Regions from separate parts of the Homo sapiens genome. Here region 1 is linked to region 2. Evidence: chromatin loops called from intact Hi-C (ENCODE). Cell type or tissue: heart left ventricle. All regions are shown on one strand. Each heading gives the region's core, and the rest is flanking DNA. Links, peaks and the distances in the headings are about the cores only.

What was found. A loop is a pair of places that touch in the nucleus more often than their neighbours do. Peaks named below come from ENCODE experiments on the same cell type or tissue, not always from the same donor. Only the 100,000 strongest peaks of a DNase experiment are listed, where the experiment ranks them.
Region 1: it touches region 2 in a loop (2.1-fold over the local background); 6 of 110 quality-filtered maps call a loop at or near these places.

Annotation. Positions count from the first base shown.
Region 1 is chr17:40,648,616-40,660,077 of GRCh38, forward strand. It overlaps KRT222 (keratin 222), which reads right to left. Exons shown (of 6, transcript NM_152349.3): 3 at 11,372-11,462; 4 at 9,059-9,135; 5 at 8,737-8,872; 6 at 6,050-8,015. The coding sequence ends at 7,787. Among named protein-coding and RNA genes, the nearest start is that of SMARCE1, 6.5 kb to the left of the region's middle. In heart left ventricle, for the core only: no CTCF peak of the experiment used is centred there; no DNase peak of the experiment used is centred there.
Region 2 is chr17:40,780,063-40,791,524 of GRCh38, forward strand. KRT27 (keratin 27) reads right to left here and starts at 2,488. Exons shown (of 8, transcript NM_181537.4): 1 at 1,988-2,488; 2 at 1,126-1,208; 3 at 238-394. The coding sequence starts at 2,431. In heart left ventricle, for the core only: no CTCF peak of the experiment used is centred there; no DNase peak of the experiment used is centred there; H3K27me3 peaks cover 1,195 bases.

The sequences.
Region 1 (11,462 bases), core at 1,643-9,642, 130 kb before region 2:
GCGGGAACGACCGTCCCCACTTTCAGCTTAAACTCATCTGTCCTTCTGGATCCAGCTCAGAGGTCTCTTTGTGATGCCCTCCTGGAACTTCCCCCCTAGTAATCCTTCCTTTGTATTCCCGTGGCTCTTTGATAATAATGGTTGGAGTCCTGAACCCGACCCTTTGTATCGGACCGTGTTTGTCATCTCCAGTGCTTTATGAAGGCCTTGAAAGCAAGGTTCAGCCGTCTGTATTGGTCATCTTCCCATTGCCAGTGCCTACGAAGGGCTTGACCCATTCATTGTTAGACGCTCAGTAAGTGTGTATTGAGGCAGCCCTCTGTGCCACTCCAGGGCTCTTTCCACTAAATCATGAGTATGTTGGTTTACCAGATGGAATGAGTAGCCTCTTCTTTGGATACATAAACACCCGATGGATATTGTGGGTCACTGTGGAGGGAGAATGAACGTATGGGATCCCTGACCTGTGGTTACTGGAAAACAGTTGACATTTAGAGAGAGGCTGAATTCTTGGGCTTCCCGTAGCCCCCATCCTGAGTGTGCCAACAGGGACTAGAAGCATCTCTAGTCTGCAAAGCGAGGAACAAGTGATACTCTGTCCAATTTTTCCAATATTGTTATACTCATGAATAGAGATTAATGAAATTGAAGAGCATATTCAAGAGAAAGACTAAAGGAGAAGTCGTCTGCCCCGTGGACAGGCAGCTTGAGTGGTGCTTGAGAAAATGTACATGAAATTGCTTGTTAAAAAATATTCACGCCTGTAATCCCAGCTCTTTTGGGAGGCCGAGGCGGGCAGATTACTAGGTCAGGAGATCGAGACCATCCTGGCTAACACGGTGAAACCCCGTCCCTACTAAAAATACAAAAACAAAATTAGCCGGGCGTGGCGGCGGGCGCCTGTGGTCCCAGCTATTGGGGAGGCTGAGGCAGGAGAATGGCGTGAACCCGGGAGGCGGAGCTTGCAGTGAACGGAGATGGCGCCACTGCACTCCAGCCTGGGCGAGAGAGCGAGACTCTGTCTCAAAAAAAAAAAAATTATATATATATATATGTATATATCCATCAGAGACATGTAAAGGATTAAAGTACGATACACAAAGGCCTCAGAAGGGATTTCAGTACATTCTTTTTCTGGCTTCGTCCAGCAACTCCAGCCTGGTTTCTTCCCTGCCTTTGGGATTATGGTGGGAGGATTGGGCGAGTGCAGTGCTGGGGAGGCGCTGTGTGTTGTCTCTAGGCAGTCCTCTGAAGAAAAACTGCAGGTTTTGGATGTTAAGAATAAAGCACCCTATAGTAGGAAAGGGGTGGCCCAAAAACGGCAAAAAGGGAAAGGAGGGGACCTAAGTGGAGCAGTGACATTGTCTGATACACTTTCTCACTGGGTTTCTGCTCAGATGTCACCTTCTTAGTAGGTGTTTCCTGACCTTTTTAAAATTGCATCTCATTCCCCAACCCCCGGTGTCTGTTCATGGCCTGTGCTTTACTTTTTCTGTAGCACTTGTCGCTACCTAACATACTATACTTCTTATGAATTTATTTTGTTTTGTCTTTTTCTTCTTCTTTTCTTTTTTTTTTTGAGACGGAGTTTCGCTCTTATTGCCCAGGCTGGAGTGCAATGGCGCGATCTTGGCTCACTACGACCTCCGTCTCCCGAGTTCAAGTGATTCTCCTGCCTCAGCCTCCCAAGTAGCTGGGATTACGGCATGTGCCACCACACCCTGCTAATTTTGTATTTTTAGTAGAGACGAGGTTTCACCATGTTGGTCAGGCTGGTCTTGGACTCCTGACCTCAAGTGATCCACCGCCTCGGCCTCCCAAAGTGCTGGATTACAGGCATGAGCCACCGCACCCAGCCGTCTTTTTTTTCCCATCAGGGTGGAGATTTTGACATCTGGAACAGTACACAGCACATTTAGATGCTCAATACTTGTGGAGTAAATAAATGAATGACTCATTTTCTTCGCTTGGTTCTTTCTCTACCAAAGATTTGAAAAATTAAGAAACACCAGCCTGGCAACATAGGGAGACCCCATCTCTTAAAAAAAAAATTAGCCAGGTGCGGTGGTGCACATTTGTGGTCTCAGTTATTTGGGACGCTGAGGTGGGAGGATCGCTTGAGCCTGGGAGGTCAAGGCTGCAGTGAGCCATGATCATGCCACTGCACTCCACCCTGGGTGACAGAGGCCCTTTCTAAAAAAAAAAAAAAAGAAAAGAAAGAAGGATATAGGCAAGAGATAATAGAAAAATAATCTGTTCTCTAGTCCTGAAGAAACTAAAACTGAAGAGTGAATTATCCAGCAAGATGGACTTTACTTATTATGAGTTTTTTTCCCCCAAAGCAAACACCAGAACATATGCTCTTGCCTTTAGAAGGATATTTATGGTAACTACAGGACAGATGTTTGGAGTTGTGATTATTCCCAGAAAATTTGGGATACAGCATCAATATGACTATTTAAACTAAATATAACTATAAGGGTAGTTGGGAGCACTCACGTGGGACCAGTGGTTAACCCCAGAGATAATCTTAGGCCCAATTAAGACCTAACTTAGGCCTTAGTTTTCATTCTGGCAGCAAGATCCAGAAACGTGGCCTGCTTTCCCCTCTGACACTACTCATACTTTTTTGGGGTTCTTCTTTCCCCAAGACAGGGAAGCCAAAACTAAGTAAGCTAAGGTTCTAGTCCAGGTGTCTTTGAGTTCTTTCCATTGTTCTGTGGGAAGAAACGGGTGATGGAGACAGAGTTAGGGGTAGGACTGGGAAGAAAGGAGAAAAAAGGAGAAAATAAGACAGAATAAGGAAAAACCTGAAGTCCTTGGACACCCAGTAGTCCATGAATAGGCTCTAAGTGATCTATGAACCCTTTAAAATTATACTCAATTTTTATGGGCTTTTTTCCTGATAGGTTAATTCTTTCATGAGATTTTCAAAGAGGTGCGTGACTCAAGAAAGATTATGAACCAACCACTGAGCCATGGAGTTTGTAGTATGTTCTTTTGAAGCTTTTATAATGGATTTTTTTTTTCTTAAACAAGGGAAAGCGAGAGCAAAGCTTTACTTGACCCAAATAGCCTATGAAAGTCTGATTATAGACAACATGATGAAACAAACTAATTTTCTCAGCTGTTTCTGTGAGAGCAGAAGGAGTTATGGGTATTCTGTTTTCTGTAGCTGGAAATAGTTGTGAAATATTGAAGTTTAGCAGCTTTCCAGGACAGAGTGATCCACACTGTTTTACAGAATTTAAAAAGCACGGTTTGCTTTGAGAACCCTCTATGTTGCCCTCAAAATAACCTGGAGGATTTGGGACATGAGTGTTGCCCCATGGTGTGGAAAAGGATGAACGTTGAAAACAGGGTAGAGCTGGAGAATCTGGGTTGTGGGGTCTATTATCCACTGATAATATTGGGAGTCTAGGGCACAGTAGCCAAACGAGATTGTTGCAGGCCGTTATCTGGGCTGCCTCCTGTTTTTGTAATAAACCCTTATTTGGACACAAGCACCTTCATTTATTTACGTATTGTCTTTGGTTGCTTGTGGTTACAAGGGAAGGGTTGTGTAGTTGTTACAGGGATCCTATGGCCTGAAAAGCCTAAAATATTTGCTCTCTGGGCTTCGATGGAAAAGGTTGCCAAGCCTGGTCTAGAGTCTAAGCATGTGAGGGAAACTTGGAAAGCCTTGTACTGATTTTCACATATACCTTATTTTAGAGCCTTTATTTGTCATATGCCCACAAATATTGGCAATCTGTGTGTACATGCCGGCCATAACTTGTAAACATAGAACCAAATTCTGCCCTGTGGACAAACTTTCCTTTGATTTCATGTGTTGATAATTTGAGTAACGTGTATGCATATTGTTTAACTAAAATTTAATTTTGGCTCATGTATCATAATACATTTCCAATGGAAACTTTCAAATTAATGTAAGCATTTTTTGACTTCAGAGATTTTTTATTTTTGAGACAGGGTCTCACTCTGTTGCCTAAAGCTGGAGTGCAGTGGTGCAATCTAGGCTCACTGCAGTCTTGACCTCCTGGGTTCAGGCAATTCTCCCACCTCAGCTTCCTGAGTAGCTCAGACTACAGGTGCACACTACCACACTGGGTTAAGTTTTTGATTTTTTTTTTTTTTGGTAAAGACGAGGGCTCACTGTGTTGCCCAGGCTGGTCTCAAACTCCTGGGCTCAAGCGATCCTCCTGCCTCAGCCTCCCTAAGTGTTGAGATTACAGGTGTGAGCCACCATGCCCGGCCAACAGATTTTTAAAAAATTCTAAAAACGTAAGAAAACAAATTGAAGGACAAACTGAACTTTGCCAATACAAAGATCTCTAGCAAATGAATAAGAAATATGCTTATGTGCAGTATTAGTTGTATATTTCTGCATAACAAATTATCCCAAAATTTAGTGGCTCAAAATAATAATCACTTATTATCTTTAGAGAACTATTTTTTTTTTTTTTTGAGACACAGGGTCTCACTCTGTCACCCAGGCTGGAGTTCGGTGGCATGATCTTGGCTCACTGTATCTTCCACCTCCTGGGCTCAAACAATTCTTCCACTTCAGCATCCTGAATAGTTGGGACTACTGGTGTGTCACCATATTCGGTTAATTTAAAATTTTTTAATAGAGACGAGGCCTCACTGTATTGCCCAGGCTGGGCTTGAACTCCTGAGCTCTAGCAATCCTTCTGCCTAGGCCTCTCAAAGTGTTGGGATTATAGGTGTGAGCCACTGTGCCTGGCATAGAGAACATTTTTATACTTTAGACACTGTGCTTGGCATAGAGAACATTTTTTGTACTTTAAAAGCTATCATGACAGAACAGTTCAAATTGGGTGACTCACTGGGAAAGAATAACTGTTCTGGAAGCAATTGAAAAATTAAAAATAGTATCTTTACCTGTTGTGTTTTGAACTATTAATCATTGTCCGCTGTAATTTCCCCCACACATTCTTTAAAGACAATTTTCTTCCAAATAGTACTGTATATCTGAGCAGTGCTTTAACAAATATTTTTGCTTGTATATTATTTCAAACAACTGTAAGGTAGGTAGAGTAGGAATTATTATCCAGCTTTACCTTTTCCTTTGTTTTCAAGTGTAAAACTTGAGGCCTAGGAACTTAAAGTGGCCCCTCCTGGTTACATGGTTAGTGACAGAGCCAGGGTTAGGATCCTACAATTGTTAGTAACTGGAATTACTCTTTATTTTTGTATTTTTTTATGGAAGCATGCATTTGAAACATTTCAGAGAGATTAAAGAATATTAATTTCTACTCATGTGTAAAGCAAGGATAATATTATTCATTTTGTAGGATTGTTGTAAGGAAGGATTAGGGATTATTAGGGATAAACACAGTGCCTAGAGCTGAGTAAGTGCTTTGCAAATGGTGCTGCCATTATTAAACTTTTTCCAGAACTATGGGATTATGTGATTATTTTGATTTTTAAAAAACTAGAATAAAATATTGATATACCATTCTTAACTCTTTTGTAAAACAAGTTAAAAACCATTATCTATCTACTGTGATTGCAGTTTTCTTTATTCCCCAAATGAACTAACCATACTGGAGTAATTAGTTCTTTGTTTCACTTAACCATGCAGAGATATTTTTGAACTAAAAGGACTGCGTTCAAACTCACATACAATGCAGCTTTAGCATTCATATTTCAATTTTTTCAATTTTTAATTTTTATTTATTTTTACTTTTTAGAGAGATGGGGTCTTGCTATATTGCCCAGGCTGGCCTTGAACTCCTGGGCTCAAGCAGTCCTCCCACGTTGGCCTCCCAAAGTGCTGGGATTACAGGCATGAGCCACCGTGCCTGGCCATGTTTCATTTTTTTAATTGTAGTGGAATCATTACCTTGGTAAATTCATATCCCAATTTAAAATGCCCCAAAGCAAATAAAGCTTCATTATAAATTCAAATACTGTATTTTAAAATCTACATGTTATACACCCAATAGATGCATACTGGAATTGCTACAACAAGCAGTTACATTCATGACGACCAGTACTAAGTTTTTTTTAACACTGCAATAGATTATGCTAGATATATTGCTTTATTATGATCACTGTTGCTTAGTACAGTAACTTTAGTACAATAGCTTATATGATTGCATTTTTAAAGCTTTAATAAAGTTAGTAGCATTTAGCAATATCAAATGAAACATTTTTTATGTATAGGATGTATTTTAGGTCAGATGCTTATGCAAGAATAAGCACTTAACATGCTGTTATATCCTTGACAAAACAAAATCATCCCTTTTCACTAAATAGAATAAACCAGACTAAAAGGAATCTGAAGTAATTGAAAGAAAATTAAAAATTTTATATCCCTGTATTATGTTAAAGATTATTTAACATAATATTTTCCTGGTTAAAACATACATTTTTCTGGTTGAAATATATATATACATATATATAAATTATATATATGTATATATATAATAAGTATATATGGAGAGAGAGATAGAGGAGAAGAGAGAGGAGAGAGAGAGAGAAATATTTTAAAGGCTGTACTAAAATGCTAACGTAGCTATAGCCCTTAGATGATACTTTAGCTGGGAAAAAGTATGGTGAGTTGTACTCAGCTACTTTTTCTGCTTAGAAAAGAATTAAGAACTTATAAATTTCTAATGTCTTAAAACAGGTATTTATTAAGATCTTAAATATACCTGTATTAAACAAATTAGGTTATTTTAAAAACTTTGCAACAATACCTCACTTATTCACAAATATATTTTCTACCCATATTTATTACAATTTGAACGATTTAAAAACAAATCCTCTAAATACTCTTAGCTTAGATAACAATACCGTTATCTTAGTTCACATAAATGATTGCAAGAAATATTTATAATACTTCATATAGTATCTTATCTACGGCTTATAGCAAACAATCTAATCACATTTAGCTTTACAGTTGGAAAAACTGGGATGGTGGGTAACTGTTCTGATAACTATAGTAACTACCTTTTCAATTTGCTTTTCATGTTTTGTTTGCGCAGTTGGCCTTCTGATTTTTTTTCTTTTTTTGGTGGGGGATACAACCTTTAAAGTTCCTTGAGTAAAGTAAATCTTCCGGAAATCAGATACTTATTACAAAAAAAACCTTTTAGATATATGTAGATTAACTTAATTGTACTTATCTCAAATTAGCCCTGGGGTGTGTTCTATAGTTTGCTCAGAATTTCTCATGGAAAATAACTCATTTTTCTCAGTATACAAATGATTTATCTCAAAAAGAAGAATCCTCATTAGGTGAATAGTGAGTCCCCCTTTAAAAACTTGTTTATAATTGCTCTTTTTGAAAAATAGAACAAACATTGTAGGTTTAACCAGTCATGGAATAATGGTGAATAACTCAGTGTGACTCTTAACACAATCCTATTCAAACAATTCTTTTTTCCTTAGCGTATTCAGCCATTGAAAAAAATTACAAAGACTTTACTAAACCAGGTTAATGCTTACAGTCTCTGATGAAGTTTCAAGGGAAAAAGAAGACTATTGGGAGAATATAAAGAAAGAGACTGTACTGGATTTGTGATTTTATTTTTAAGCTACTCCCTCTCATTCATATATATATATATATGTCTATCTCCATAATTAGATTCAGAGAAATGTCCTTTATTGTTTTTTTCTTCTGAAGAGAACCACATATTGATCATAACATTTTCCATACATACGTAATAACTTACATTTTGGGACAGAGGGAGTTGGTATGGCCCACCTTGGTCCATCCTAACATTTTCCAATCAAGTCAAATACTATCTTTGGATTAATTAGCTGTTGATGGAGGTTTGATAGAGGGAATACTGCATGATCTTCTCATGATAAGCCTGACTTCTATATCTGGTAGATTATCCTGCTTAGTCTCTAAACACCCTTCATCAGTGGCTGCTAAATGAAGATCAAATCGAAGAGAAACAGACTTTTTCCTCAATCGAGGGTTATCTTTAAAGAAAGAACCTTCCCATTCTTTAATAACTTCATCCACTTTCTCTGTCCTGAAATGATAAAATAAACCTTTTAATAATGAAGAAGTATGGGTCTATTAAAAATATGTATTATATATTTCATATCTATGGAAAAATCAAGAAATTTGTATAATTTATAGTGTATAGAATTTATAATGTACATACTTTAAAAATCATATGAATAGAATTTCAAAGGAATTGTATGGAATTTCTCTTTAGGAATTCTCATGTTTGGGTTGTATTTTTGGAAAAAAACGGCAAAGTAAGGATTCAGTACTCTTCCATGAGTTTTTATGTATATATGTCAGATTAAAAATCACAGTATAGGCTGGGTGTGGTGGCTCATGCCTGTAATCCCAGCAATTTGGGAGGCTGAGGTGGGCAGATCATGAGGTCAGGAGAATGAGACAAGCCTGGCCAACATGGTAAAACCCCATCTCTACTAAAAATACAAAGAAAAACCCAGCTGAGTGTGGTGGCGCGCACCTGTAGTCCCAGCTACGTGGGAGGCTGAGGCAGAAGAATTGCTTGAACCCGGGAGGTGGAGGTTGCAGTGAGCCAAGATCGCGCCACTGCACTCCACCCTGGCGACAGAGCAAGACTCAATCTCAAAAAAAAAAAAAAAAATCACAGTATACTAAAACTATGTTTGGAAACATTTAAACAAAGAAGAGTAATTACTGGGATTACGCAAAGTTAATTTCTTTACATATATTTATTATTATTTCTTAGTCAAAGTTTCTTTACTTACTGAATAGTGCCATGAGCTTCAGTGCTCTCCTTAACGATACTCCCATTTAAGATTGCCTGTTTGGTTACTGTTTCTACATTTTCATTCTCATACTTTTGTGGGACTTTTGTAGTAAAAGATATTTCATTTATAATGGCTGTGAAAATATCATTTATGATATATTAAATTACAGTATTGAATTACTGTTCACAAATTATATTCAAACTTTTATTCAAATATTGCTTGTTTTTTTTCGACTTTAAAGTATTTAATTTCCTTATAAAGTAATCCCTGTAAATAGTACATCACTTTTCAAATGAGTTTATTTATGTCAGAAACTCACCTGATGGTAAAACAAAACCAACTCTACTTGTGGTAGGCTTTTTGTCTTTTTTCCCACCTTGGATACAACCATAATATCTGAAATCAGAAAGAATTTTATTTTAAGAGCAACACTGTATCAGCAAATAATTAAAACAAACAGGAGAATGGATAAATCGTATATTCACGCAATAGAAACACTATTTAACTGAAAAGAAATGAACTAAGGCTTCACCGTATCTTTATGGATTGATCCCCTAAGAATAATATTGAGTGAAAAAAGAAGTTTTATAGTTTTATAAAGTTTAGAATAATATGCAAAACAATTTCATACTTTGTAGGAATACATACATATTACCATAAATAAATGTATGGGACTAATAAGCATCAAATTCAGAAGCCAGGTCAGGTAGAGGGAGGAGCATGAGATTAGGGTATGTGGCTTAGGTGTCCAGGGAACTTCAACAACATTGGAAACATTTTACTCTTTTTTTTTTTTTTGGAACTATTTTTCTTCTTAAACTGGGGGAAGTGGGTACAGAGGTGGTCATTATATTTTTTTGAAATTTTCTTGTATATCTCAAGTGTAGCCTAATTTTTTTAAAGTTTTACTATGCAAATATTAAAGACTTTGATCAATATCTTGAATGATTAGGAATTAAATAAAATTCACAACCATTCATTTTATTTAACAATTATATAGTTACATGTATATAGGAACTGGAATGATTAGGAATTAAAATTTATAACCATTTAACTATATAGTTACATATATACATATACATATGTATATACATGATATGTATACACACACATTTACATAGAACTTACAATGTGCCAGGTATTGTTTTAAGCACTTTACAAACATTAACTCATTTAATCCTCACAGCAATCCTATGAGGTAGGTAGTAGTATTATTCCCATTTTACAGATGAGAAAACTGAGGCACACAGAGGTTAAGTAACTTGCCCAAGGTCACTCAGCTAGTAAGTGGTATATTTTTGATTCAGTTTATGTTTTTTCAAAGATTTAATAAATGTCAAGATTTATTATAGGCTAAAGTTGTTTCACCTAGTTTTCATCTAGTTTTATAGAGGACTTAGAATTTGGAAGCAAGCAAGAATAAAGATTTTTTCATGGAGAATTGGAGGTTATGTCATGCTCAAAGCAATATGACCTTATAAGTCATTACAGATTATGATGTATGAATTAACAAGAATTCCTCTTTTGATATCTTTTCCTATCAGGATATCTGGTAGTCTTTTAAATCATGACTCAAAATAATATTGCTTTCCGTGGTTGTAATATAATTACGTTAGAGTAATGATTACTGTTTTGAGGTTTGATGTGTGGTATAGGGTGAGCCCTTGATCAGGGGGATTGTGGTGATTGTGAATTTTCCAGGCTTTTGTTATGGGTGATCCTTAGAAGGCACAGACTAATCCTAGAAGAGATGAATGGCAAGGAAAGTGAGAAAGTTAGGAAAGGTCTCTCTCTCTCTCTCTCTTTTTTTTTTTTTTTTGAGGTGGAGTCTCACTCTGTCGCCTGGGCTGGAGTGCAGTGGCGCAGTCTCGGCTCACTGCAACCTGCCTCTCCTGGATTCAGGCGAGTCTCCTGTCTCAGCCTCCCGAGTAGCTGGGATTACAGGCATGCACCACCATGCCCGGCTAATTTTTGTATTATTATTATTGTTTTTTTCTTTTAGTAGAGACAGGGTTTCGCCATGTTGGCCAGGCGGATCTTGAACTCCTGACCTCAGGTGATCCGCCCACCTCAGCCTCCCGAAGTGCTGAGATTACAGGCGTGAGCCGCTGCACCCAGCTCAGGAAAGGTCTTTTTCATGATTAGCTCATTGTAATCCCAAACTCCTTAAGCAATCCTCCTACCTTAGCCTCCCAAGTAGCTGGGACTACAGGTGTGTGCCACCATGCTCAGCGAATTTTAAAATTTTTTGTACAGATGAGGTCTCACTATATTGCCCAAGCTGGTATTGAGCTCCTGAGCTGTAGTAATCCTCCTGCCTCAGCCTCCCAAAGTGCTGGGATTACAGCAGTGAGCCACTGCAGCTGGCCAAGACTACAAGATCATTTTTGTAGTAATCTAGAATTGTTTACATTTTGTTCTAGGTGACTTTGGCTGTTTGGTTCCTAATTTTGGAAGACTAGAAATGGTTCTTTCATATATTCTTTGCAGTGCATACCTTATTGTATGGGCTCAGTGAGTACACCATGATGATGATGGGGTTTTTGGATTTAATTTCTCTGACTACATCAACAATGGCATAAGTGGCTCTGTATTTCTGGCCCCTTGTCATTAACTAAATGGATTTAGGTACCTGATTTCTTCTTTTTCTAGGAGGTGGCGATAAGTTGCTATTTCTTGTTCCAGCCTCATCTTCGTGTTGAGAAGCATCTCGTGCTCTTGAA
Region 2 (11,462 bases), core at 470-8,469:
GGCCTGAATATTTTTAAAGGAGTCAGATGGACAAGATCTATAGGGTTAGAAACTTTTTGGGAGGTTTGTTTCTTTTGAGAAGAATGAATAGAAGCGTCTCAAACAATCTAAGCCTTATGGAGAAACTGACAGGTTCCTTCTTGAATGTTAATTTAAGACATTATATTTATCATCTGAAATTAGTTTTAAAATTTGGTAGGGAGGCGATTGTGAGAGCCAGCCGGGTGGAGCTTCTACCTCCTCATGATTCTTCTTGAGGTAAGCGAGCTCCTCACTGAGAGTTTCCAGCTGGATCTCCAGGTCCGTTCTGCACAAGGTCAGCTCATCCAGGACTCTTCGCAAACCATTGATGTCCGCCTCCACGCTCTGGTGAAGCGCTAGCTCGTTTTCAAACCTTAGAAAAGTATTTGGAAGTTTCATCATTAGTCATTAGACATGGCACATCACTTTTTAGATCATCATACAACTCAGACTAAGCTTTGAGGTAAAACTACTAAGATAATACTTAAAACTTCAGGCCGGGCGCGGTGGCTCACGCCTGTAATCCCAGCACTTTGGGAGGCAGAGGCGGGCGGATCACGAGGTCAGGAGATCGAGATCACGGTGAAACCCCGTCTCTATTAAAAAATACAAAAAATTAGCCGGGCGCAGTGGTGGGCGCCTGTAGTCCCAGCTACTCGGGAGGCTGAGGCGGGAGAATGGCGTGAACCTAGGAGGCGGAGCTTGCAGTGAGCCGAGATTGCGCCACTGCACTCCAGCCTGGGCGACAGAGCGAGACTCCGTCTCCAAAAAATAAATAAATAAATAAATAAATTAATTAATTAAAAAAACACATTTCAGTTAGGTCATCTATCATGCAATAAATACATTTCATTGAAGCAAGAGAATGGGAATAGCCAAAATTCTTTCTCATATGACTTTGACACTCGTTTTTGTTAGTCCCGAAATTTCCCAAGTAAAATTTGTTGCTCAGCTAGTTACTCATTCTAACAGGCATTTTGTTTAAAACAAATACATGAATAAACAAGAACAAAGGCTTGAGACAACGTCAAATAACTTAGAAGAATAAAGGAGAAAAAATGCTTAGACAACTTTTTTTTCCCATTTATCTTCAGCTCTACTTACTTTAGTCTGAAGTCATCAGCTGTTAGTCTTGCATTATCATTTTGCAGGACAACATGGGCATTACTGGTAGTTGCAGAAATTATCTGACAAATGAAAAGTTAGTTAAGATTGAGGAAATATTTAAGATGCATTTCAAAGTTCCTTGAAATAAAATTACCCATGAAATTATAGTAATATTTCTGGCATCTGTCTCTAATAATCAGACCATTCTTTTGAAGATGGGTAATTTAAGTATGGTCTCTCTCTCTGTCTTTTATTTTGAGACCGAGTCTCGCTCTGTTGCCCAGGCTGGAGTGCAGTGGCACGATCTTGGCTCACTGCAACCTCCACCTCCCAGATTCAAGTGATTCTCCTGCCTCAGCCTCCCAAGTAGCTGGGATTACAGGCATGTGCCACCACGCTCGGCTAACTTTTGTAGTTTTAGTAGAAACAGGGTTTCACCATGTTGGCCAGGCTGGTCTTGAACCCCTAATCTCAAGTGATCCACCTGCCTTGGCCTCCCAAAGTGCTGGGATTACAGGCTGAACCACTGTGCCTGGCTGGGTATGGTCTCTTGTATTTCCCACCCCAAGCATTAAAAAAAGCTCTTTCTATGGGAAAGCCTATAAATATATAACTGGAGACACTGGACAGCTTTTGATATTTTAATATTACCAAAAGCATATACCTAATACTACATGATGGACGTGCCATGTTCAAATATTAGAATTTATTAGAAATTATTTTTAATATTGAAAATGAACTCCTAAAATTTAGAAGCTGAGGGCAAAGCCCTGTTATTGTGATAGCTTATACATTTGTGCATCTGTGAGTGGCTAAACACTCTCAGGAGTGCTAACACTCACGCCATGGCGTTTCTTACCTGGTTCTTAAGTTCGTCAATAATTGGGAAATATCTGCTGTAATCATGATCAAGGCCACGGCAAGAACCAGGTCCAAATTTCTCATACCACCCCTTGATCTTCTGCTCCAAGTCAGCGTTGGCCTCCTCTAGGGCTCGAACATTCTCCAGGTAGGAGGCCAAGCGGTCGTTGAGGTTCTGCATGGTCACCTTCTCATTGCCAGAGAGGAGGCCGTGCTCATTCCCTGTGAAGGCAGCACAGGAAGCACTTCCCCCGCCCAGACCTCCGCCATAGCCTCCTGCAGATGAGCTGCCCCCAAAAGCACAAGAGAAGCCACTTCCAATGCCTGGCACACCGCATGTGTTTCCAGCCCCAAAGCCTGCTCCCCCACTAGAGAGCCTCACAGAGCCAGTGCCCCCGCAAGAGCCAAGTCTCCTGGAGGTAGAAGAAAAGCGCACAGACATGGTGTCCGGAGGCTGGAGCCTTTGTTTCTGCGGTGATGCTCTGATGGTGAACGGCCTACTCAAACAGCTTGGTTTGCCTTTATATACACATTATTAGGGTGTTTCTTGATGAGCTTTGCTCATAGCCAAATGATGTTTGCCAGCTCATTGTGAATTATCCATAATGGGGTGATTTTTTTTTTTTTTTAATGAATGGCTTTACCATACTGTGTCCATTTCTGTAGGTGGATAGTTATTGTGGGGTTATTTGTTATCTCTGGAGTTGGACAGGGTGGAGTATTATCAGGATTATTATAGTGATGCATTTCAAATTTAGTATGAGTAACTCTTCCTGTCTTCCAGGCTTCAGGAATGCATAATACCTATAAGAATAAAAAAGTATGATAGACAGATTTCTCTTTCCCTTGCTCAAATCAGCATTGCATTTTCTTCAGCAATGAAGTATCATAGTATCAGAAGAAGGAGGGGAGGTCCTAAAGGAAAACTGAGGCATTAAAGGGAATCTTCTTTGGAGACAGAAAGTGTTCCTTTGATCCTTATCCTTCCTGAATTACCATTTCATCTGTACTGGTTTTCTGTCTAAGTTCCATTGCTAACCAGGTTAAGTAAAGGAATTGGTCACCTCCTCGGGCCTCAGTTTCCACATCTGTAAAGTGAAGGGTCTAGACTGTGGTCTCTATATTCACTTTCTGTCTGTAGATTGCTCATATTTCTGCATTCCTTCTATTGGCTGTCCATTTCCATAGCACTTTTCTGCATTGCTTCTTGTACTTTTCACCTCTTATTTCTGAATTGTGGTCCCACTATTTTACTGAAATTAACCTCTCAGACATCACTGCACATCTCTAATCATCATTTCTTTTATTTTTTCCCCTATACCCTCTTGGTTACATTCAATACTGACAACCTCAGTCTGATGAGTCTGATCGAGTTTCAGACAGTTGCTTTCTAAGAAATTTTCTACATCTCATGTTGCTCCCCTTTTCTCTTCCACTTATAGCTCCTGTGCCCTACCTTTGTCATTTCTTATAGTTTTGTGCTTGGTATTTACGACTCTCTCTCTTTTTTTTTTTTTTTTGACAGGGTCTCGTTTTGTCACCCAGGCCAGAGTGCAGTGACATGATCACAGCTCACTGCAGCCTCAACCTCCCAGGCTCAAGTGATCCTCCCACCTCAGCCTACCAAATATCTGGGACTACAGGCACACGCCACTATGCCTGGCTAATCTGTGTATTTTTTTGTAGAGTTGGGGTTTGCCATGTTGTCCAGGCTGGTCTTGAATGCCTGGGCTCGACAGATCCTCCCACCTTGGCCTCCCAAAGTGCTGGGATTATAGGCAGGAGCCACCTCACTGTCTTAATGTAAATTTTCCCGCACTGACTTGTCCGTTCTGTTTTACTACTTCCCTCTTTCCCATCTCTTTGCCTTTGTTCATGTTATTCTTTCCACCTGGTTTTCTTCTTCAGACTAAAAATTATAACAAATCATTTGAGATCTTGCATTTGCCAAGAATGATTGACATCACTTTCAATTACCTAGATTGAAAATGAAGTTGGCAAAAATATAAATTTTCATGACTTAATAAATGAGCTTGCGGAAAAAAAGCCAGAAAGATTTGTCAATCAATTTAATACATTATTAAAGTATTATGGTTTATTGTTTTACATAAAATTAGGACACCAAAACATTATTTCTTTGCTGTTTGTAGTTTATGCTGTTATATATGTGTACCCGTTACCTCATTACATGTTATAAATAATAAGACTTTTTAGAAGAAAAAGATTTATATTTTACTATTTCTTTTTTTTTTTTTTTGAGATGGAGTCTCGCTCTGTCGCCCAGGCTGGAGTGCAGTGGTGCCATCTCGGCTCACTGCAACCTCTGCCTCCCGAGTTCAAGTGATTCTCCTGCCTCAGCCTCCCAAGTAGGTGGGATTACAGGTGCCTGCCACCATGCCCGGCTAATTTTTGTATTTTTAGTAAAGACGGGGTTTCACCATGTTGGCCAGGCTGGTCTCAAACTCCTGACCTCAGACCACCCACCTTGGTCTCCCAAAGTGTTGGGATTATAGACTTGAGCCACCGCGCTGGACCTATTTTAATATTTCTAACTGAACTTTTTTTCTGACTTTTCAACAGGAGACCTCACATTTTCATTTTGCACTGGGCCTTGTAAATTATGTAGCCAGCCCGAATTGTTGGGTCTCTCTGAGGAAGCTGAAGAATCTCAGAGAAAATACCTCCAGATAGAATTGTTTGAGTGTTCTCCACAAAAAGGGAGCTCACTGTACAACCACTCTGGAAGGAAACACAGACACTTCACACAAAGCTTTCAAATGTTTAAGGTCTTACTCAAAACGAACATAATTTAAAATATCACGATACATTGAAAAACACTCCAACAAGAAAGACAGAGACTCAAACAAACAAAAAATAGCACTCAGGGGAAACAGAGATAATGAAGAACGTTGAAGAAAACTTTAAAAAAGAAACTACCTATAATTATTACTTTCAGAAGTAACAAAAATACTGTATATTTAAAACATGGATAGAACATCATTAAAATTGAACAGGAAGCACATAAAAGACCTCTTAGAATTAAAAACTAAGTCCCAAAAGAAAACTTCAATAGATGAATTGGAAAATAAATTTAAAAAAAAACTCCCCAAAATTAGAACAAAAAGATGAAAAGATAAATATGTGAGCCTTGAAAGAGCCAGTCTCTCTCTCTCTCTGTTTTTTTTTTTGAGACTGAGTCTTGCTCTGTCACCCAGGCTCGAGTGCACTGGCGCGATCTTGGCTCACTGCAACCTCCACCTCCCAGGTTCAGGTAATTCTCCTGCCTCAGCCTCCCAAGTAGCTGGGATTACAAGCACATGCCACCATGCCTGGCTAATTTTTGTATTTTTAGCAGAGATGGGGTTTCACCATGTTGGCCAGATTGGTCTCGAATGCCTGACCTCAAGAGATCCGCCAGCCTCGGCCTCCCAAAGTGCTGGGATTACAGGTGTGAGCCACCGTGCCTGGCGTAAAGAACCAGCCTCTTAAGATGAGTCCTGAGCAGCTAACTGGGCCTAAATTCAAATTAAAACCAAGCAACCATTTGCTGACTACAGGTCACATATTTACTCTGAGTTCCCAGAAAATGTGCACATCTGCTTAACTTTGGGACTTTCATAGCTTCCAGTTTATGCCACCTGAACCAAACAATAGGCTGTAACCTACATGGATCAATCAGAAGTCTGCATGCCCTGACTAATAAGAGCTAACTAAGCAAACATCAACCAACCAGAACTAAGTAAATTTCAATCCTGCATTTTGCATAAGCAGACCTAAGTGGGAACCTGGGTGGGAACTTTCTCTAAAAGACAAATTCCCTTCCTTTGTTCTCTGGAACACATTTTCATTTTACACCAAAGGCTGTGTCTCACCAGCTTGCTAGCTGTTTGCTGGAATGAAGTCTCTGTCCTTGAATTTCCTTCTCAGAGAACTTGTTTACAGATAAAAGAAAATATTAGAAAATGAGAGACTTGGGCCGGGCGCGGTGGCTCACTCCTGTAATCCCAGCACTTTGGGAGGCCGAGGTGGGCGGATCACGAGGTCAGGAGATCGAGACCATCCTGGCTAACACGGTGAAACCCTGTCTCTACTAAAAATACAAAAATATTAGCCGGCGGTGGTGGCGGGCGCCTGTAGTTCCAGCGGCTGAGGTAGGAGAATGGCGTGAACCCGGGAGGCGGAGCTTGCAGTGAGCCGAGATCGCGCCACTGCACCCCAGCCTGGGCGACAGAGTAACACTCCATCTCAGAAAAAAAAAAAAAAAAAAAAAAAAAAAAAAAAAGAAAAAGAAAATGAGAGACTTGGTCAAAGAAGAACAACATCAAGTAGGTCTTCTGGAAAGAGAGAAGGGAGAAATCATGAAGAAATTATTTTATAAACATATTTTCTGAAATACTACTCAGAACTAAACAACTGAGCTTCTAAATTCAAAGAGACCACCAAGAACCATGAATGATAAATGAAAAACATCCACAGTGAGGCACATCCACAGGATCTTTCAGAGAACCATGGCTGGGGGCGGGGGCGACAAACAAACACTTAAAATGTCAGGAGCAAAACCAACACATATTCAATTTTAGGAAAGCCATCATTCTAGTGAAGAATGCTTTCAAAATACGAACCCAGGCCAGGCGCAGTGGCTCACGCCTGTAATCCCAGCACTCTGGGAGGCCGAGGGAGGTGGATCACTTGAGATCAGGAGTTCAAGACCAGCCTGGCCAACATGGTGAAACCCCGTCTCTACTAAAAATACAAAAATTAGCTGGGCCATGGTGGTATGTGCCTGTAATCCCAGCTATTTGGGAGGCTGAGGCAAGAGAATTGCTCGAACCCATGAGGCGGAGGTTGCAGTGAGCTGTGATCACACCACTGTACTCCAGCCTGGTTGACAGAGCGAGATGCTGTCTCTTAAAAAAAAAAAAAAAGTGAACGCAAAATGATATCCAACCTTTTATTTCTAATCCTTTCCTAAGGTTTGTCACCTCATTTCTAAGTTTTTTTCTAATTGTGACTTATGTAGAGAACCAAAATTCTCTACTTTAACAACCACAAGTGAGGGTGGAATAAAAATCTTTTCCGACATGAAAGGTCTCAAAAAAATTATCTCTTTTGCACATTTTGTCAGGAAGCCACTAGAGAGAAAAACATGAAAAAGGAAAACTTAGGTTCCTGGAAATGGAGTTCCAATGTGAGCGCACTGAGTGAGTGTTCCCACATGACAGCTGGGTAGCAGGCTTAAAAAACAGCCAATGTTGCATAGGAGGACAGGAGATTCTGAAAGTGAGCACTTCAGGGGGATAGATGAAAATGATTTCTTGGTAGTTTTAATTGCATAAGAAAGTGGCATGAGAGATAAAGATACGGAGAAAACAGGGGTTAAACTACTTAGAAAATCGTTCTAACTTTAAACTAAGGGTCCTCCATGAATTCAGAAGGGAACGGAACGGCCTAGATCCTGTGAATTCTCAAAACTGACCAGCCATGGTTCCCTCCTGGGAGAGCAACCCACGACAAGGAGAAACTGCTAGGGGAAGAATCAAAATTATTCAGGAGAGGGTCACAGAGAGGAAGGAAACAGAAGGTCTAGATACAAGTGGAGGAGGGAAAAAAAGACAGGAAATTTCAGAAATCAAGCCAATGTATTTTTGAATCCTAGATAAAAACAAGAGAAAAGGGAGCTCTGTGAAGTTAGTAAAGCTATTTGGAATTATACTTTATTATTATTATTTTTTGAGACGGAGTCTCACTCTATTGCCCAGGCTGGAGTGCAGTGGCACGATCTTGGCTCACTGCAACTTCTGCCTCCCAGGTTCAAGTCATTCTCCTGCCTCAGTCTCCTGAGTAGCTGGGATTAGAGGCGTGCACCACCACGCCCAGCTACTTTTGTATTTTTAATGGAGAAGGGAGTTCACCATGTTGGCCAGGCTGGTCTCGAACTCCTGACCTCAAATGACCCACCTGCTTCGGCCTTCCAAAGTGTTGGGACTACAGGCGTGAGCCACCACGCCCGGCCTGGAATGATACTTCAGTCTAGAAGTTAAGGAACATGAATTGGCAATAAAACCAAGCAAAAGAAAAGGATTGAAGTAAAATCCCGGGAAATGTTAATACAAGATAATAAGGATGAGGAGCAGCATAGTGTCCCTATAGAAAATGAAAGCATACCGGAAAGACATGCCTACAAAACTGAGTAAGATACAACCCACCATTTCAAAGTGACTTAAAATCGCTAAAATGATAAAAGAAAAAAAAATTCCCATAAACCAGAATTAGAAAAAAACTTAGAAATGAGGTGACAAACCTTAGGAAATGATTAGAAATAAAAGGACAAAAACCTAATTAAACTAAGATACAATCACAGAAAATGAGAAATTTAGGGGAAATCAGTCACCAGAAGAAAGACATATTCTGGAAATAATCTTAAATAAAATATTAGCAAATACAATTCATTAATATATTAAATAGCAGAAAATATCCCAAGGAAGTTTTTCACCAGAAATGACAATGACTCAATATGATATGTAGCAGATAAAAGTGTCCTATGACAGAAACCATATGATCACCTTAAAAGTACTAGAAGAAAATGTGGGTCCCAGCAGTTGTAAAACTCAGAACCTATGATGGAAATTTTTATAAATATGACAATGAATTATACATTCCTATATGATGACAAAAATCGAAAGAAAAATAGAAATGTCAAAACATTTGCTACACCCAGTAACAAGTGGCAATTTATTTCCCTTGCAAAAAGCTCCCATAAATCTTGGGTTTTTGTTAAAAGAAGGAATAGCAGCGTGTAGTTTTTGCTTTAACAACCACTCGAGTACAGTGGTTGCATTCCTTTTTCTCCAGATGGAGACTGATTTTTGGGAAGTACTTTCAGTGTAGTAACCCAATTCAGCAAAAAGCAGGATGAAGCTTCAAGGATTGGAGAAGAACAGGCAATCATTAGCAGAATGTGTAAAGAACTCAGGAGCCCTAGAATTCCGCCCAGCAAAGGAAAATCAGTGAACCGAAGGCCATAGTCTGTTTTTATAAGCCAAGGAAGGAAGGACAGATTTAAGACCCAAAAGCCTGAGGACAAGATGTTTCCTCCCATCCTGTGGACTCAACAGAACTTAAAGGAAACTTATCCAGAATTTAATTTTACTCCCATTCCTTTGCTGAATAGATACACAGTTAATTCTGGTTTATTTGTTTCAGCAAGAAATGGTGAATTTATAGTTATCTTTTCAAGTCAACTGTCCCCTCACCACAAAGTGTAGTGTGCACTTTCTGTGCTGTAATGGGCCTTGCCTTGGAAAGCAGGCCACCATGAAGACAGTTAAAAAAAAATCAGTGTGTCATGAGCATACCTGATAAGCAGGTCTGGCATCACAGGCATAAAGCCTGTGTGTGCAGCTGCACAAGGTCTCATGTTCAGAAAGGCCCCACATTTGGATTAATGCTCTCCCGTTACTGTCTTGAAAATCTTAGTTTCAAGATGGTAACAGAACTTTATCTTTTAACCTGTCTCTTGTTAGTGAATTCTGTTGGGACCATGGGGGCATACAAGTGAGCATAGAAGTATGCCAGATATGTTTGCCTGCAGGTGCTCCTTACTGTCTCAGGGGCATATGCCCATGTGCCCAACATTCTGGTGGATCCACAAGGTGCAGGAGTCTAACAAAACCCAAAGCAAGTACAAGGTAAGTATATTGTGTCTTTGACTGAGTAATCCCAATCTCTGTCAAACCCAAGAAGCCAGGCTTTCCATTCAAACCAGAACTTGCTCTCTGAGTATAAAAAGAAGACATTGGTCTTCTAAAAAATATGAATGACCAAGGAACCCTATCATATACTTTTTTTTTTTTGAAACAGAGTCTTGCTCTGTCACCCAGGCTGGAGTGCAGTGGTGCCATCTTGGCTCATTGCAACTGCCACCTCCCGGGTTCAAGTGATTCTCGTGCCTCAGCCTCCTGAGTAGCTGGGATTACATGGGTGTGCCACCACGCCCAGCTAATTTTTGTATTTTTAGTAGAGATGGGGTTTCTTCCTGTTGGCCAGGCTGGTCTCGAACTCCTGACCTCAGGTGATCCAACCGCCTTGGACTCCCAAAGTGTTGGGATTACAAGAATGAGCCACTGCGCCCAGCCTATCATATAGTTTTTTCTGCTGCTTTCCTGCTTGCCTGTGTTGCCAACTGCATAAGTGGAAAATGATGACATAGAAAGATCAAACAATCCATAGTTCCTTTTCCTTTCAGTCTTTTTACTCATTGGTAAACCAAAGGTAGAGAATGCTGGTAGAAGGTGGGTATATACAGAAGTGAAATAAAAACAATTGAGTTTGTTTTGTGCAGTGTTTCCACTGTTTTGGTAGGAACAAAATACATATGCATGTATGAGCTACAAATTATGAATTGTGTGATTTTGGGGATTCTGTATACAAGTTAAATGTTCTTTTGCTTGGATTTCAAACTGGCATGGCACAATATAAAAACTCATAGTAACATGTATGCCAATAATTTAGAACTTTAATTTTTCATTATGATATGGTTTGGCTCTGTACCTCCACCCAAATCTCACCTTGAATTGTAATCCCCATGTGTTGAGACAGGGAAGTGATTGGATTATGGGGGTGGTTTCCCCCTGGTGTTCTCTGAGATAGTGTGAATTCTCACGAGATCTGATGGTTTTATAAATGGTAGTTTTTTCTGTGCCCTCACACACTCTCCCTTTCCCGCCACTATGTGAAGAAGGTCTTTGCTTCCCTTCACCTTCTGCCATGACTACAAGTTTACTGAGGCCTCCCCAGCCATATGGAACTATGAGTCAATTAAACCTCTTCTTTATAAATTACCCAGTCTCAGGTAGTTTCTTTATAGCAGTGTGAGAATGGACTAATACACTTTACTTAGAACAAAACTAAATAGCAAAAAAAAAAAAAAAAAAAAAGAAAAGAAAAAAAAAGAAAGGAAACAAAACAGCAACAACAACAACAACAACAGAAAACCCCAAATCAAAACAACAAAATCCAGGACAAATTGAAAACATAAATGCAGATGCAAGGAAACAGCTTGATATTTTAGTGCCTTTGGGTGATACATTTTTCCTGATTGTTGAACAAGGAATCCTATGTTTTCATTTGGCGCTAGGTCCTGAAAATTATGTAGCTGGCCCTGAATATTGTACATTTGGAAATCATTTCTCTGTGGATTTCTAGTATTTGCTTCATTTGATGGCTTTTGGCTGAAGATTTTGTAAATATCTCATTCTTTGCCACTTCTCTGAATCCCATGTGACTGGAGGATTGTGAGACAGAATTCCTTCTCTTGCTGGAGATTTTCACTGGAATCAGGCCATATACCAGAGAAATAAAGGAGCTGCTTTCCTTTTAGGCAATTTAATATTTGTTGGGAATTCCTACCATACATTTTGATCCAGAAAGGTATAAATAGTCATAATCACAAGAATCATGATGTTCATCAGCCT